Regions from separate parts of the Homo sapiens genome. Here region 1 is linked to region 2. A link is a loop called in an ENCODE intact Hi-C map of the cell type or tissue named here. Cell type or tissue: mammary epithelial cell. All regions are shown on one strand. Each heading gives the region's core, and the rest is flanking DNA. Links, peaks and the distances in the headings are about the cores only. Region 1 has its middle 260 kb from the start of TENM3-AS2. Region 2 has its middle 110 kb from the start of TENM3-AS2.

Region 1 (8,921 bases), core at 235-8,234, 370 kb before region 2:
ACCATTAATGATCAAAGTTACATGGACGTATTTAAACTCAGGTATTATGAAGAAACATACTTAGAGAATAAATTTTACTGGATGGTTACAATATTGCCAGATACTATGCTTAGTCTTAGAGATACATCAATCAGCAAAACAATTCTTGCCAAAAAAGTAAATCTTAGAAGGTGGGAAACGGGTACATAAAGTGATTAGTGTATAAGAAGTGCAATGGCGAAGTATGTGCAGAATATTACAGGGATGCGGACGAGGGCACGCAGCAAAGTCAAAAGCTGAAGGGTGAGTATCAGGGTGGCTCCCTGTAGAGAGAAACAGCTGAGCTAAATCTTAAAGAATGCATGTACTAGGTGTACACTTTATATATAATATCTTATTGAAGGTATTATCATGTTTGTGATTTTATTTCTATGTTAGCTAGAATGATTTCATGCTAGAGAATTATATTAGAAAAGTAGATTGCAATTAATCAATTTATTTTCTTACAAAAATCCATGATGTTAGTGCATATTAATACAAGGGAAAATCCTATGATTTATGGAAAGGAAGAATTACTGAAACCATTAATAAAGTTTAGACAGGTCCAGAATGATAAAGTGCGGAAGTAATCACAAAATGTTTGTTGAATTAGTTAATTTAAAGTGAGACAGAAATTAATCACATACACATTGTTCTAAGTTGGAAAAAAAGGAGATAGAAACCACATACTACTACATGCAGAATACAGCAGAGTCCAACTATTTCCACAAAAACCTAGTTTCCCCCAAAGAGGTTTATAGATGTTTGGCGAAGAAAAAAAAATGTTTTGTATTAAAATAATTTGGGGAAATATAAGCTTAAATAAAATTAGAAAGAGCTGCTTCTTTTGCAAGATTTTTTAGAACTTTTAGTATACTAAGCAATATCTCCCTGAAATTGTTGATCAGGAAATTGTTGCTTTCTCCAGAACACTTACTAATATGCAATCAAACTAGTGTTTCAGAAAAACTGTTTGAGAGATACTGACATGAGAATTTCAGGAGAAATTTTGGGAAAGGGAACTAGACCTTTGCCAATGAACTCAATGTCTTCTAAATACATGTTTGGAAAAATAAAAATCTTTATTACTAAGCTGAATCTCAATCTTGGGCTTCTATTCTGCTTGATTGAAGAGCTCTCTCTGTAATCAATGACAGGTAAGCTTGATTTCAGGATATAATACCATCAGTTTGAGATTTTCCTCTTTCCCACCCTTCTCAGAGGGGCATCAAAGTGCTGGTGAGCTTCTGCAGGATCTCGTAGCATTGGGATAGCACATATGGTTCTCATCTGGTAACTGTCCATGCAGCGACCAGCTGTGGTTTACACAGGCCCGTCTGGTTTTCAGCTGTTGTTATTCTTCTCTGAGATGTCTGCCTCTGCATCTGGCTCTCCAGCCGTGTGTTCACACTACATCCACCACAATGTCACCTCCTTTTGATTAAGTGACTACTTCAGGTCAGCCAACTCTCTCTTAGCTAATTTCTGTGCTTTACTCAAACTGTGGAAGAATTAGGCTGCTTCGCCACATCACTCTATGTCCATGAGAAGCTCGGCGAAGCTGCCTAAGACCAGCCCTGCCTCTAATAGTGCTTGGATGCCAACAGGTACCAGGAATTGTCTGTGAAGATGCCATCTTCCGAGACTCCAAATAGGGTTCTGGCCTCCCAGAGCTTACCTGGGCATGAAGTCATTCCACCCTCTTAAAGAAAAGCTAGGTGGTAGTGGGGTTGGAATATGAGGGATTCGTGCAAATGATCCCGCTTTAGACACCATACTCTGATCAATAAGAGTAGAAATATACTCAGTGAATTTTAATAGGTATTATCAAAGCCTGTGGGCAAAGTGGAGCATACCTAAAAGCCTATCTCTTCATCATCACCTTTAAGGATCACCCCATCACCTTCAGGAACCTTTCATTATAACTCCTTTTAAGTTCTGCGCCCTTAGTAAATTCTAAAGATTTAATTTATAATTCGTAAAATGACTTTTCCAAAAATATTTGCATATATTCTGTTCGTGTCTCTTGCAAATGTAGAAACTTTATCTTGACTTAGATACTTTTAGCAAAAATGTGAAGCCTAATTAGCACTATAACACTAACATAAATTATTAACTCTAACATAAATTATTTAATTACCACATCAGGCAGACACCTTCAAATGGATAACCTTGTAACTAAGCAATACTAACTTTCCTCATAGACAGTTTCTACCAAAACACCAAAAGTGATTTTAAAAAAGAAAATTCTGACCTTAGGGCTAAATAAACATGTTGAGGTGACTTCCTTTGTTTCTCAAACTGTATCTCTTTATTTAAGATTAAGAATAAAGCAGAAAAATCACAGTATGTGTATCTTCATGAACTAGAAGTTGATAACAAGTTCTTTTTTACTCTTTTATAGAGTAAAAGGAAACTGATATGTTGTGTATGTGTGTGACACATGAGGTCTTTCTACATATAATATTGGATTTAGATAAATACTATTACTGCTTACCGTACAGTTAAGGAGACTGAGGATCTGAAAGGCGAAATAATTAGTCCAGGGTTATAAAACTATGAAGTTGTGGAGCTCATATCTTCATCTTCTGTTGACAAAGCCCATAGCACCTTTGGCCAACTTACTTGTCAGAGACGTGCTTTCTAAGAGATGAAAACAGAAAAAAAAATCATATATTACATCAGAAAATAGGAAATGCATTGTGTTTCTTAAAATACGAGTTAAGGAATGATCAAGCATCTAGCAGTTTTTCTCATCCTTTTTTACAGTTGACAGGTTTAGAGCCTGTTTTCTCCATAGGAAGGGTTGTGGGTAGTCACTCATGCCAACTAATACTTTTTTTTTTTTTTTTTTTTGACAGAGTTTGTCTTTTCTTGCCCAGGCTGGAGTGCAGTGGTGTAGTCTCAGCTCACTGCAACCTCTGCCTCCTGGGTTCAAGTGATTCTCCTGCCTCAGCCTCCCGAGTAGCTGAGATTACAGGCGCCCGCCACCACACCCAGATAATTGTTTTGTTTTGTTTTGTTTTTGTTTTACTATGTATTTTTAGTAGAGACAGGGTCTCACCATGTTAGCCAGGCTGGTCTGGAATTCCTGACCTCAGATGATCCACCCCTCATCCTCCCAAAGTGCTGGGATTACAGGCGTGAGCCACTACACCTGGCCGCCAACTATGTCTTTTACTGCTACCATCTTGGGGTCCACGTATCCTCATGCTTCCTCTTGCCATTGCAGACCCTGTGTGACCCACCCCAACCCCAAGCAAACTCCTCAGGGAAATCTGGTACCTAGGACCTTTATTCCCCCTGGAACTGTCTTGTGCTGACCTATTTCTTTCTCAGGCAATAGAGTCCTCGCAGAAAATCTGATACTTTATTCAGCACTTTGGAGTAGCTGGCTTAATAGACTGTCCCACACCAACAAACAGATCCCACTTCCCTAATCCTTTCCAAGCTCCCACAGATCTTGCCACTCCCAAGAGCAGGCTCGTCACTCCTGTGACACAAAGGGCACACATAGGTCATGCCAAGGCACCTATAAAGTTGTAATCCTTTGGAGGATTAGAGGAATGAGAGACTTCCACTCCCCAAGGGTAGGGATTATTGTCTGTTCTGTTACGTGTGTATCCCAAAAGCCTAGAACAGTACCTGGAACAGAGTTGGCACTTAAAAACTTAATATTTATTGAATGCAGAGTAATAGCAAGGAGAAAAGTAATAAAAGGTTTTTGCCAGTGCAGTGGCTCATGCCTATAATCCCAGCACTTTGGGAGGCCTAGGTGGGACCATCACTTGAGCCCAGGAGTTCAAGACCAGCCTGGACCACATAGTGAGGCCCCCGTCTCTAAAATAAAAAACAGCAACAACAAATGTGAGGTCTCCCTGCTGCCCTGCTCTTTCTTATTGTGTCTGGTCCTCCGAGGTGAGAACATGGTGTGCCTATAGTTCACCACGTCCTTGTTTAAGCTTCTCGTTGATTTCAAGTGGACTATTTGACCACGATAAGCCTGGAAATTAAAATCTGACTTATTTATATTCTAAATCCTGTTACTATTATACTGCAAGTTGTTGAAAGTGTTGTGCCTTTGTGTGTACATTTTTATTTCCATAAGTGGATAGAATAGAATGTAAGGATTGTAGAATCTCTGTCATGGTAAGGTTCAGCCCATTTTCTAACTCATTTTCCAGCCTGGGGTTGTTTCCCCTTTTTGCACTGGATTTCTGTCTTGCATGCTAGAATTTACCTGGGTTCTCACTGATGAATACACAACCAGTTAAGAATCTGAAAGGTGTACTAACCCTGTAAAAGTTGTATAGGCCCTAAGGTGTAGGCCTTTTGACATTTTCTGTGGTGTGTGATTTAGCCAGCCAATGAAATAATTTCTGGTCTCAGGATAGTTTTTCATCCTGCCACTAGATGTCAGGAACAATAAGAGTCAGCTTGTATCTATGTTACAGAAAAGAACCAGGCTCCAGAACTGTTTTCGTATCTTTCTCAGGACTGACATTTGTGTATTTGATAAATACTTACTGAGTACCTACTATGTGTCAGCCACAGTTTTAGACATTCAGGAAGAATCAGGACACAAAACAGACAGTAACGGACCTAACTAAGAAAAAGAGACTTTGTAGAGTTAGGAGGTGTGTGCAGGTAAAAGAGAGTTCAAGACCAGCCTGGGCAACCTAACAAGACACCATCCCTACAAATGTTTCTTTTTTTTTTTTTTTTTTTTTGAGACGGAGTCTCGCTCTGTCGCCCAGGTCGGACTGCGGACTGCAGTGGCACAATCTCGGCTCACTGCAAGCTCCGCCTCCCGGGTTCACGCCATTCTCCTGCCTCAGCCTCCCGAGTAGCTGGGACTACAGGCGCCCGCCACCGCGCCCGGCTAATTTTTTGTATTTTTAGTAGAGACGGGGTTTCACCTTGTTAGCCAGGATGGTCTCGATCTCCTGACCTCATGATCCACCCGCCTCGGCCTCCCAAAGTGCTGGGATTACAGGCGTGACCTACAAATGTTTCTTAAAAAACGTATCCAGGCGTGGTGGTGCATGCTTGTCGTTCCAGCTGCTCAGGAGGCTGAGTTGGGAGGATCACTTGAGTTTTAGAGGTCAAGGCTGCAATGAACCATGATCACACCATTGCACTACATCCTGGGTGACAGAGAAAGACCCTGTCTCAGCGACAAAGAAAAGAAACAAAATGAACGAAGGAAAGAAAGAAAGAAAAGAGAGAGAGAAAAAAAAGAAAGGAAAAGAGAGAAAAAGAAAGAAAAAGAGAGGAAGGAAGAAAGAGAAAGAAAGAAAGGAAAGAAAGAGAGAGAGAGAAAGAAGGAAAGCAAGCAAGCAAGCAAGCAAGCAAGCAAGCTTCTGGTAGGCAGCGGAGTAGGTAAAGGCAGAGAAGCTTCCTAAGGGGAATGCCAACAGGATTGGTGTGAGTTGGGGTCCTCTCTGAGGCACACAAGACACAATTCGATCTGCAAGACATTTACTGGAGGCAACACCTGTGAAGGGAAAAGGGGATGGAGCGAGAGAAGGTGGTGAAAGCGCTCAAGCCTCCGTGAAGTTCTGACCCTGTGAAATGGGGGAAGGCAGGAGCACTGGCAGTGGGGAAGAAGTGTCTTACTGTTCAGTGTAGATCTGACGTCCAGGCTGATGGGAGACACTGAGCCAACGTGGCCAGCTGAGGTATCTGTCTTTTAGGAATGGACCTACATTTGTCCTCTGCTGTGCCATCGGGAGTGTTCTGTGGATTTATGGTCCCCCTGGGAAGGAGACAGTGGATTGAGAAAGGAAGTAGCCGGTGCTGTTCCTCAATTGTGTTCGCCACTGTGGGATATCTGAGTAGTGCATTTCTTAGTGTCTTCGGAATTCGAGGAAGCTGGAGGCGGGAAAGTAGAAAGGAAAGGGACAGAAGAGCAACTACATCCGTTTCCTAGATAAACTATTGCTGGGTCCGTGAACAGTAACAGTGGCCATTCATAAAATGCTATTGATTGTTTTAATTATTTTATTTTATCTTATATATATTTTTAAAGACAGGGTCTCACTCTGTTGCCCAGGCTGGAGTGTAGTGATGCGATCATAGTTCACTATAACCTTGAACTCCTGTGCTCAAATGATTCTCCCTCTTCAGTCTCCTGAGTAGCTGGGACTACAGGTAGTTGCCACCACAGCCAGGTAATTTAGAAAAAACTTTTTAGAAACTAGGTCTCTCCATATTGCCCAGGCTGGTCTTGAATTCCTGGGCTGAAGAGATACTCCTGCCTCAGCCTTCCAAAGCACTGGGATTACAGGTGTGAGCCACCGTGCCTGGCCCTGTTTTAATTATTTTATTTACAACATTTTTTGTTATTGATCATGAGTAAATACAATTAGATATGAATTCTATATTTTTGAATAATAATTAAAACAATAAAATCAGGCAAATCAGCTGTTCCCTCTAACACCAAGCTCTGTTTTTATTAGGCATAACTTACAAAGTGTTTTGTTCCATCCTTTATAGTGTATGAAACTTTTACTAGATTTATAACAGCACAGATTGCAGTTTCTTGGTATATCTATTAATGTCATCTTCTTTTTCCTTTTAGAGGAAAAAAGAAGGAAAAAGAGAATATATGTATATATTTCACCAATATGATTATAGGAATCTTTATAGTGTATATTGGCTCAAATAAGAAGCAGGCATTTTTATCGCTGTAGCATAGTTCATCTTATATTTTATCCTTAGAGATGCTGCAAAAAATTTCAAACGATAGATTAACCACTGTTCTGATAAAATATGAAATTAAACAAGTTTATAAGCATTTTTCTACTTAGAAACTTCTATCAGTTTTAGAGATTTGGTTTAGCAGTTCCCAAAGTTCGGAATGCTTGAGTAAAACTTTCCTAAAAACAAAAGTACTGAACAAATGGGCTGAGAATCTCATGAGAAGAAACCTGTCAAGATTCTCAGTCCTTCCTACAGGGGCTCAGGGAGAAAATCCCAAAGGTAGGATTTTTATTGTTAAGGCATTGACACATTTTCTTCTTTTGAGAAACATATGAAAAATAAGAAGATATATAAAACATAATAAACTAAAGTAGGTCTATATTCAGTTAGAAAAAGAAAAAAATAGTGTCAAATGTTTAAGTTTCCATGTGACTGCCTTACAACTGTGGTAGAAGCAATATGCTCCTTAAATAGTTTTTCTTTCTTTGATTTGAACTTGCTACTTTCTTACAGTTTCACACTTTTTTTTGTCAATGAGTACATTCCTTATTGTTTTACTTTATATTTTTATTTTGATGGAACAAAGTATGTGTATATATTTATGGGGTACATGAAATACTCGCTACAGGCATACAATGCATAATAATGACATCATGGTAAATGAAGCATCCATCAGCTCAAGCATTTGTCATTTCTTTGTGTTACACACATTCCAGTTATACTCTTTTAGTTATTTTTAAATATATAATAAATTATTGTTGACTGTAATCACTTTGCTGTGCTATCAAATGCTAGACCTTATCCATTCTATCTAACTATATTTTTGTGCCCATTAATCATCCCCAGTCACCCCACCCTTCACTACCCTTCCTAGCCCCTGGTAACCATCCTTCTACTCTCTATCCCCATGAGTTCAATGGTTTTAACTTTTAGCTCCCACAAATGAATGAGAACATGTGAAGTTTGTCTTCCTATGCCTAGCTTATTTCACTTAACATAATGACCCTCTGATTCCATCCATGTTGTTGCAGATGACAGGTTTCATTCTTTCTTATGACTGAATAGTATTCCATTGTGTGTAAGTACCACGTTTTTTTATCCATTCATCTGTTGATGGGCACTTAGGTCTCTTCCAAATCTTGGCTATTGTGAATAGCGCTGCAGTAAATACAGGAGGGCACATATCTCTTGATCTACTGATTTCCTTTCCTCTGAGTATGTACCTAGCACTGGGATTGCTGGATCATATGGTAGTTCTATTTTTAGTTTTTTGAGGAACCTCCATACTATTCTCCATAGTAGCTCTACTAATTTACATTCCCACCAAGAGTGTACACAGATTCCCTTTTTTCCACATCCTGGCCAGCACTGCCTGTCTTTCTTAAATTTTTTTTTTAAAGAAATATGAATCTTGATGTTAATGTATAAAGCCACATGACTAATGATTACTGTTTCATTCAAGAAGAGGATAATTATGTGGTAATAATGATATAAACTGTAAATCCTTGCTAAAAAGATATGAATTAGTGAAAGCATGAAATATAGAAAACGAATATTTAAGGAACTAGAACAAGGCTAATATAGTGTCACCTGGCAGAGATTTCTCTGTCTGTCTGTCTCTCTCTCGTCTTAATGCACAAATAATTTGCTGCCAAAATTTGAACCCAAACAATAACAAACTCAGGTTATATTAGAAAATCAATACTTTAATTTTTAATACATGTTTAGTGATTAAAATATTTTATTCTTTTAAAACAAAAACAGATAAGCATTAAAATTATACTCCTATTCACACCCTCTATGTGCTGAGCAAACCCCCTTGCTGGTACAAGTATATTCTTCAGAACAAACCTGTCCCAAATATCTCAAAGGACAAATTCATGGGATTCAGAGAAATGTACTTTCACAGGCAGCAAAAAAAATCCTTAAGATATCATACAGGCATAGTTTGCACACTGAGAAACTTAGAGATGTATTCATAAATCTTACAGAAATTGAGGACTCAGAAAAAAGTCCATTAATAAAATTGAAACTCCCCGAAGATTTAATATTGTGAAATACACAGTGAGCAGTTCCACAGCTAACTCTGATAACTGCTTTTATGTTTCTGTTCAGTTGAGGAAAAATCCTTTCAGGAGTTCCTACCTAGTCACTTCACTTGAGGTCTTGGCTATCAAGGAAGAAAAACAATCTCTTCA
Region 2 (8,921 bases), core at 492-8,491:
CATTTCCTTCTCTTCCTGGCTATCTTTATTTAATATGCTCAAATCAGTTATTAGGTTATCAATGTGTCTCTATTATTTCTAGAAACAGTTTGATTAAATTGATTTTTCTATAGTAAAATTCCCCTTTCTGTGTGTGTGTGTGTGTGTGTGTGTGTGCGCGCGCTTTTAAATCACACTTAAACATACATAGGAATATGATGTTGGACAATGCGCTAATTGAAGTGAAGAGTTTAATGGACCTGATAGAGGGTAAGGACATGCCATACCTCAGTTGATTGCTTCTCGATTAGGACTCACATTGCTATCCCATTCTTCCTTTTGAGTATGACTTGAGTCTGTACAGTGCACTACATAAATGATTTTCCATGGCTTTTTAAAAGGCGGTGCATATTAATATTTTAAACTGAAGTAATTGCTTCTTGCTCAGCAATGGGTTTCATTTATGAGTGTTTATCCTCAGCAAATGGAAAGTATGGTTAATCTAAGTTAAAAATGGGTTCTTTAAATAGCTCTAATTACATTCTGTTTATATTTGTATGTATTAGACACTTAAGATTTAATCGGTAGCAGTTCTAACAAGCCATAATGTTTATTAGCTGGTTTTAAATTATTGTTATGGATGGGACTGGAATGAGAAAATAAGTGATTTGCCTACTATCAAACACAGTAAATAAAAGATGGACCAATGCTTAAAAAAGGATTTTTAGCATAACTTCAAATTTTAATATAATTTATGAGAAAGAGGTCATATTAGGTCAATTCTTTTTCTTTTTTCTTTATTTTTTAAACTCTAACAATAGAAAGAATGTGGTGTCTAATGGCATAAGATTAGTGGAATTTTTGTTTTCAAAAATTATTAAGATCCTAGTGTTCGAGTACTAGAAAAGAAGGGACTAAATTTTGCATTTTAATTCACATTTATTCAGAAGGAAAACTGACATGAGACATAACATGTTGATTTTTTAATGAAAAAAATTGTTTTAAGTTGATATGATGCTAGCTTGTCTATTTAATTTGCTTAAACTCTATATTTTGATTAACCAGAAAAGACTTTGTTGGATTCTGCTTCTTCCCTGAGAAATTTATCCAAGGACTTCCTCTAATCTTTGAAGAAAACTTCTGAATTACACATGGCTCACACATAGTGAATTAGGAAACTCACAGTCATTTTATTGACATTTAATTTTCAACTTGTTTTATTGTAATTTTCAAGATATGCAAAATGAAGTATAATTCAAAAGACAGTTTATTAATAATAACACCTGTATCTCTATGGAACTAAAAACATTTGTGATTGTTTTCAAAAGGCAATAGTATTCCCAGAAAAGAAGTCTGTAGAATTATTAGTGTCATTTTATAAATAAGGAAGATGAGACAAACATTACAACTTCTTTACAATGTGAAGAACGTAATCGTTTCATCTCCACCTTAAGCTCTGAGCTCTGTCCCTAGAGCTATAAGCCACCATAGCCTGCTAGGCTAGTTCTTCTTTTGCAGAAACTCTCATTCCTCTTTTGTTTTCTATTTCTGTTGCTACTTTCTAGAGGATGTCCTTGCTACCTTATGCCTGAAAATAAAGCCTTGCTAATTCAGTCTAGTCTCTCTCTGCCCAGCTACCGGGCATCACTATGGCACTTGTCCCCTTAAGCACCCACAATCATGCCACTCTTCACTCTCAAAGCTGCCAAGAGGTGACCTCTCTCTATTGGATACAAGCCCACATGGCTCATCTCTGCATGCCGGGCACTCCTGGATCCTGTGCCTTTACCAGGCCTTCCAAACTTACCTCCCAGTGGTCTGCAAAACTCTCGAATCCCAGCCAAGCCTCATGTCCATCTCAGGGTTTCCCTCCTCTGCACCGATGCCTTTCCATTTTCTTGAAGCGCACTCTACCGACATCGGGCCTTATGGAAATCTCCCCTATTCTTGAAGCCTCAGACAAACCTCATTTCCATTATAGTCGCTTTCCAGATCTGGGTTCCGAATGCATTTGTTTTATATCATTCATCTGTCATGTATCCTATTTACCTCATAGCATAAATCTTCATATCCTTGTTCATATCCAAGCTATGTAACTCTAGCTTGGCACATAATAGGTACTCCGTTCATATTTGTAAATAGATATTTATTACGGGATTAATGAATGTTGCTCAGTGCTGAGTGCTTTATTTTGCATAATTAAGAATCAGGGCTGGATGCAGTGGCTCACACCTGTAATCCTAGCACTTTGGGAGGCCAAGGTGGGTGGATCACCTGAGGTCAGGAGTTCGAGACCAGCCTGACCAATGTGGTGAAACCCCGTCTCTACTAAAAATACAAAAAAAATAAGCTGGGCATGGTGGTGTGTGCCTGTCGTCCCAGCTACTCGGGAGGCTGAGACAGGAGAATTGCTTGAACTTGGGAGGCAGAGGTTGCAGTGAGCCAAGACTGCACCACTGCCCTCCAGCCTGGGCGACAGGGTGAGACTCCATCAAAAGAAAAGGAATCAGATGTGAGAGTGGCTGATAGGTAATATTTGAATTAATTAATTAGTTAATTACTTTGTAGAAATTGTGAGTCATCTCTTTCGCCTACCCTTCACACTCTTTCAATAACCATTTCTTTCTATTCATCATTTCCTGATTTTGTCCTATGTTGGTGCAAGATGTTGGTGCCAGCCATCTGGGGGTGAACAAGACAGTCTTTGTCACCATGAGTAATAGTCTTAGAGAATAGCAGGGAAGACAAACACAAACAATAATGGCAGTGAAATGTGTTGAGCGTTATGGCTGAGATTGACAGGAAATTATGGAAACGAAGAGCAGAGGACCTATCTGGCTTAATCTAGGGGACAGGAAAGACCTCCCTGAGGAAGTGAGCTTTAAACCAAGACCCAAGGAAAGCCCAGGACTAAAACAAGCAGAAGGGGAGAGCAGCAGGCCCCTATAATTACCAAGGCCCCATGCTAGGCTCTAGGCGCAAAGGGGGAAAAGAAAACAATGTTTCCTGCCCCCCACGAAGCTTTCATAAATAATAAAACAATTTGCAATAAGCACTGTGAAGAAAGCAAGCAGTGTGTTGTTGTAAAGAGGTAACAAGTGGGGAGAATGCCATCTAATTACATACAGTGGCCAGAATAGAAATTTTTGAAGAGATGCCACCTAACCTGTGATCTGCAGGATAAGAAGGAGGTGGCCCTGGGCAAAGCAGGTATGGGAGCATTCTAAGCGAAAGCACCAGCGTGTGCAAAGCTCTGACAGTGGAGAAAACTTGGACCATCCAGAGAAGAGAAGGAAGGCCAAGGTGGCTGCAAAGCTGTCAGTAGAGGAGGTAGCCTGAGATGGGATTAGCAAGGTGGCCTTCCCAGACTATGGAGGGCCTCCTAGGCCAAGAGGAAGAGTTTGCTTTTGATGCTAAGTGCATTGAGAAACCATTAGTGGGCTTTAAACAGGAGAGAGGCATGACCCAGTTTATACTTTAAAGTACAACTTCTGCAAGAAGATGATTCCTAGCGAGGGAAGAAGAGGGGCAGGGCATCTAGGCTGATGGTAGCTTAGCCATCGTAGGAAGAGTGACGATTGAAGTGGGAGAATTCTACATCCATATGGGAAGGACATTGAACAGGACACATGCATTGGATGCAGGGGATGAACAAAAGAGGAATAAAGAACATGAGGACAGACGTGATCATGACTGCACGAAGGCCTTTTGCTAACTTCTTCCTTCTAAGCCTATTTCTTTGCCCCAGTGCTGCTTCACACCCTGGCACTACTACAAAAGCTGAGAACTTTCTTGAATTCTTTACTATAAATTGAGTTCAGAAGACCTTAGAACAAGCTTGGAGGAAAAAATATGTGAACTCTGATGAATGCCAATGTGACTTTCAGTCTTGAACCTGGCTGCTCAGTTGCCCCAGTCATCTTTCTCCCAGAGTGGAAAGTTTTAAAAGTCTCTTCAAGCTGCCTCCATCCCCAGTGAAGAGACCATGACCCCACTTAAGATGTGATTTTCAGGTGAGCCTGAAGAGATGCCTCTGAATTAGCTCCTCCCTTTTCCATCCAAGGCTCTGTGGCCCTTCCTATATCACCAAGCCACTGAGGATAGCAGCTGGGCCACACAACAGTTTCACCCCTTGCCGATTCTCAGTTTTTATCATACCTTGGCTCTGGTTGTATGAATAAGTAATTTCAAGTAGATCTTAATGTGGAACTAAGCTAGTTTGATTTCATGCTTGCTGCTACATGTGGCTAAGCTTATATTCTAGACATTATAACGTTTTATACCTAGAAGGAGCCTTAGCTGTCATGTTATCAGATGTCTTTATTATATAGATGAGAAAACCAAGATGTAGAAAGTTAAAGTCATTTGGGGCACGTCATAATACTCCAGAAAATCGTAACCTTTAGAAAGCTCTGTATTCTAATTCTAACCACATCTCTTACCAACTGTACTAATTAATTCATCTCTATACCCTCCTTCAATTTTCTTATTTTAAAACAAAGACAATAATTCCTACTTTGCAGAATAGTCAAGGGGATCAGAGATAATACACAACAAGCATATGATATTTACAAAACACTCAATAAATTGTCATTATTATATGTTCACTTTTCGTTGTCCACTGTTAAAGTGACAGTATCACTTAGTAGCCGATAAAGGCCTAAAACTCGTATTTCCAACCTAATGCTCCTTTTTATACACAGCATACAGCCTGATAGAAATTTTCATGAGTTCATGGACTCTTCCTCAGTCTATTTAGGAATAACAAACAAATGCATCCCCCACCTCGTGCCCATTTCGAGCCCTTTGAGAGTTTCTTGTGCCCTGGAGAATTAGGTACACAATTTGTAACTTTATTCAGCAGTGAAATGCCACTGTGGTCGCAAAAAAGCTAAAGCAATATTTCAACCCTAAGAACTAGGTCTGGCACCCAGAATAAAAGACTCTTTTAATAGGAAGAATAATCTATCAATTTTGTGAAAGGGCTTTTGGAAAAGGCTCAAAGTCCTACTGCAATATAAAACATAAATGGTACATTGTCCTAGTTTTTTGCTGGAAATTGTACGTTAGCACTAAAGAACAGAATTTCTTTTGCTTCAGTCTGCATTTTTAGAACATGCTATAAAGACAACTCTATTTTCTAGGGGTTAATAAGTAATGTAAGAAAAAAAAAGATGGCATGGATTAAATGAAGATAATAATTATAACAGTAATCTTGTGCACTTTTTCATACTTAAAGTATAAAAGAAAATTTGTTTCTACCCATGAAAGAAAAATCCTCTCCTTATTATTATTGTTCTATACACTTTCTAGAATTTTCTTATACTAAGATATGGTTATAATCCTAGTCCTGCAGGAAGGAAGGTATGTGTCTCTGTGTAAGAATGCCGGGAACTCGTTTCTGGTATCAGCCACTTGAGTGTGCTCTAGAATCGGCGTGTAGCCTGTCTGTTCACCAAAAAGGTGGTAGGATTCCTAGGAAAAGCTCCTGGAGATTTCAGAGTGATGTCCTCCATGGGAAACAGGCCAGGAAGATATAAATAAGAACCGCAGAGAAAGAGCTGTGGCTGTGATCAGCCTGTCGGTGTTTCAGTACAGTCAGGCGTGCCTGTGAACCTTGGAGAGAGGGCAAAACGGTAAGATCGGAAACTTGTGCCCTAAAAGCAAAACAAAATTGTTTTCTGGACCTCTTCCGTGATCTGTTTATTTCTCCACTTCTTTCTCTTAGTTTTAAAAGCTCCAATCATCTCAGCTGAACTAAGGGGAAGAATGTGTCTATTGTTGGACAGCTATATAAGGGGTTGGGGTGCGGGGCGCTCAGCACATGGCAGGGGCCAGGGTGAGTGGAGAATACCGCTTGATGAGAGAACCCCAAGGCGGAGAGGTGTCCGCTGCCTCCTCCAGGGTGAATCTTTTAGGGCCTTGGTTTTATTTTAGTCCTTTTATTAAAGCTAGTGTTCTTCAACAACCACTATTTCATTTCATTGCTTTAAATTATATTCTAAATATTCATTTCTTTTGCCCTGGTCTCCATAATAAAGACTTTCAAAATATCGTGACAAGCAATTGACTGAGTGGAGAAACACTGAAAGCTGGAGGAATTTAAGCAGAAATGCACGCTTTATGCACATGTTCTTTATGTTCTAGCTTAGATTCCTTCGGGATTTTTGCTGCACTATTTTGAAGCGAATCCATCAATAAAAAATAACAGTGATAATAATAACTTTGAAGTATGCTCAATGAAAATATAGCATCTCTGCATACACAAAGTGTCTTGTTTTTTATAATGTAAAGTTGGTCTGTCCCTTTAGAATATAAAATAAATAGTGCCAATCTCCCTTTTCTTCATGATCTGAACATTAAAATATTTTTTTACTTAGGAAATTTCAGCTTGCTTTACTAAAGGAATATTTCAAACATACAAGAAAATACAGATGTCCTCTAAACCAACTCATACAGTGTACACATATTTAGCTTCGCCAGAATCACTGATTCAATCAGTTATCTATTGAGTATTTACTACGCATTGAATCCTGCTCTACTGAAAAAAAAGTTCCAGTCCGGTGCAGTACATATGCTGTTAGGAGAACACAGGTAATAAATAATAACCATAATAAATAAACTATATAACATAATAGAAAATAGTATGTGTTACAGAAAATTAAAGCAGGGTAAAGGGAATTGTGAATCTCATGGCAGGATATGGTGATAAGACTGCAATTTTATGATAGGGTGGACTCATTGAAAAGGTAAATTTGTGCAAAGACTCCACAAAGGTGAAGTGAGCTAGGCAGATATCAGGAAACAGCACAAAGTCCCCGTGGTAGCCAGCCCTCAAGGTCAGTTTAGTGTGGCAGAGGAGTGACATGGCATATCTCTTCTTCTGAAATTTCACTGGGGCTGCTGTGTTGGAAATAGGGTAGAATTAGAGAAGTCTATGAGGAGAGTATTACAGTCTCCCAGGCAACAGTTAATGGCATCTCAAAACAAAGAGGTATCAGTGTTTGTGTTGGCAAGTGGTTAGATTCTGGATATATTTTGAGGATAGACCCATCTGAATTTCCAGATGAATTGAATACCGGGTGTGAGAAAGAGAAATCAATTATTTATTCATGGTTATCAGGCTGAATAACTGGAAAGATGGTGTAACCATTCCCCGAGCTTCAGAAGACTGCGAGAATGGGAATGGGAGGTGGAATCAAAAATTTAGATGTTACAAATAACTCTCAAAGGAGTTTGGAAATATTTACTCCTACTAGCCACGTATGAGATCATGTGTATCCCTCCATCAGAGTTCACTTCTATAATCTGAAAACTCGTGTCTTTAAATTCAGAAATACCCACAGTCCTTATCACTCAATACCACCTCTTCCTCATTCTCTACTCTCTCTTTCCAGAACTTTTGTTTGATGTTTTTTTTTTTTATAGCTATTTGGCTCTATTTCATCTATTATTACTTTTTCATTTCACTATGCTGCATTCTGGATGACTTCCTTAAATATCCCTTTTAAATTACAGTTCTTCCTACCTGTTGCCTGATCTGCTATTAAGCTCATTTGCTTTTTATTTCAATGACTATAATTTTCACTTATAAGGTTCTATTTGGTTTCTTAGATCCACCCATTCTTTTCTAGATGGGTGTGTTCTTTCTATCATTTGTTTTATCGCTTTAGTTATTTTAACTGAAGTTATTTTCTCATTTCTTTCTTAGCCTTACATTATGTCAATGACTTCAGATGCTAATTCATCTTTTCTTTTCATCTGATCACTCCCTCTCACTTGTGAATGATTTGCTTTCATCATTTACAGTTTTGTTGTTGTTGCTGTGGGGTTCCCGAGGGTGAGGAATATCCCTTGTGCCTGGGTTATGGACATGATTCTAGAGGTTTGGTTTTACCTTTTCTTTCCCTGCCAGCTCCAGTTGTTTCACAGGACTGACATGAGTGTCTCATGAATTGGAATGAGATTGTCCATATCATAAGTAAATATTTTAAGTTTGATCCCCACATCTGCATGTTGAAGAGGCTTGGAGTTAAAATTTCTCGCAGGAGACGCTTCTATCAGAACACCTAAAAAACAACAGGCTTCCCTGCCTCTCCCCTGGATAATGGACAAAAATTTCCACAAAAGAGGCAGCCCTTCCGGTGACCTGCTTTCGGCCGTGATCTTGGTTTCTGATGCCTTCCTGTGTGAGGACTCAGGCCGCCTCTTCTGGCCTGAAATGGACAGTCACTTCCTAATCTCTGCGTGCCAACTGGCACCAATTTGGTATTACCCAAAGGACTTTGGTATCAGTTGAAGATCTCTTTCTGTTTTTTTCACCTAGAAATTTCCTATTCTTTCTTTCCAGCATTGCTATGATGTTGGGCCTTTTTTTTTTTTTTTTTTCAATTTTTCATTACCTTTTATCCAAAATTATCAGTTTGGAGTTAGAAGCGGTTAAATAAGATTTGTGCAGCCGGTGGTGATATCTGATAATCTCTGTGACATATGAGGTCCTTCAGGCCTTCTAAGTGCCTAAAGGACCACTTACTTTCTAGACTGAAGAGAGGCCCAGAGTCCTGAGTGAGGGACCAGTGGGGTGGCTGTTTACCAACCAACACCCAAGACTTTCTTAGCCATCAGGGCAGCTATGTGGATGTGTATCAGCCAAATATCAGACTGCATATAGTGAGTTTTCTTTTCTTACTGCTCTCTGCACATAATTCATATTGTCATTTACAGCAATTAGATAAGGAGCTCAAAGGAAAAACACTACCCCGGGGATAAAAGACTGGGAAAAAATATTTGGCCATTAAATTATTCAAAGCAACATGAAACTATCTTAAAGTCTATTTAGATTGCTTTGTTTCATGAAATGAGGGAGAATGGAAAAAAATATTTTTAAATCTGAGAGTCAATTTCATGTCCTTACTCTGGTACAAAATAAAATACATATTGTA

Evidence for each region. Peaks named below come from ENCODE experiments on the same cell type or tissue, not always from the same donor. Only the 100,000 strongest peaks of a DNase experiment are listed, where the experiment ranks them.
Region 1: it touches region 2 in a loop (10-fold over the local background); 2 of 110 quality-filtered maps call a loop at or near these places.

What each region holds. Positions count from the first base shown.
Region 1 is chr4:181,565,309-181,574,229 of GRCh38, forward strand. It overlaps a transcript of TENM3 not described here. Among named protein-coding and RNA genes, the nearest start is that of TENM3-AS2, 260 kb to the right of the region's middle. In mammary epithelial cell, for the core only: a CTCF peak has its summit at 4,428 (motif pointing right); no DNase peak of the experiment used is centred there.
Region 2 is chr4:181,933,921-181,942,841 of GRCh38, forward strand. It overlaps a transcript of TENM3 not described here. Among named protein-coding and RNA genes, the nearest start is that of TENM3-AS2, 110 kb to the left of the region's middle. In mammary epithelial cell, for the core only: a CTCF peak has its summit at 5,402; a DNase peak (open chromatin) is centred at 5,451; H3K27ac peaks cover 440 bases.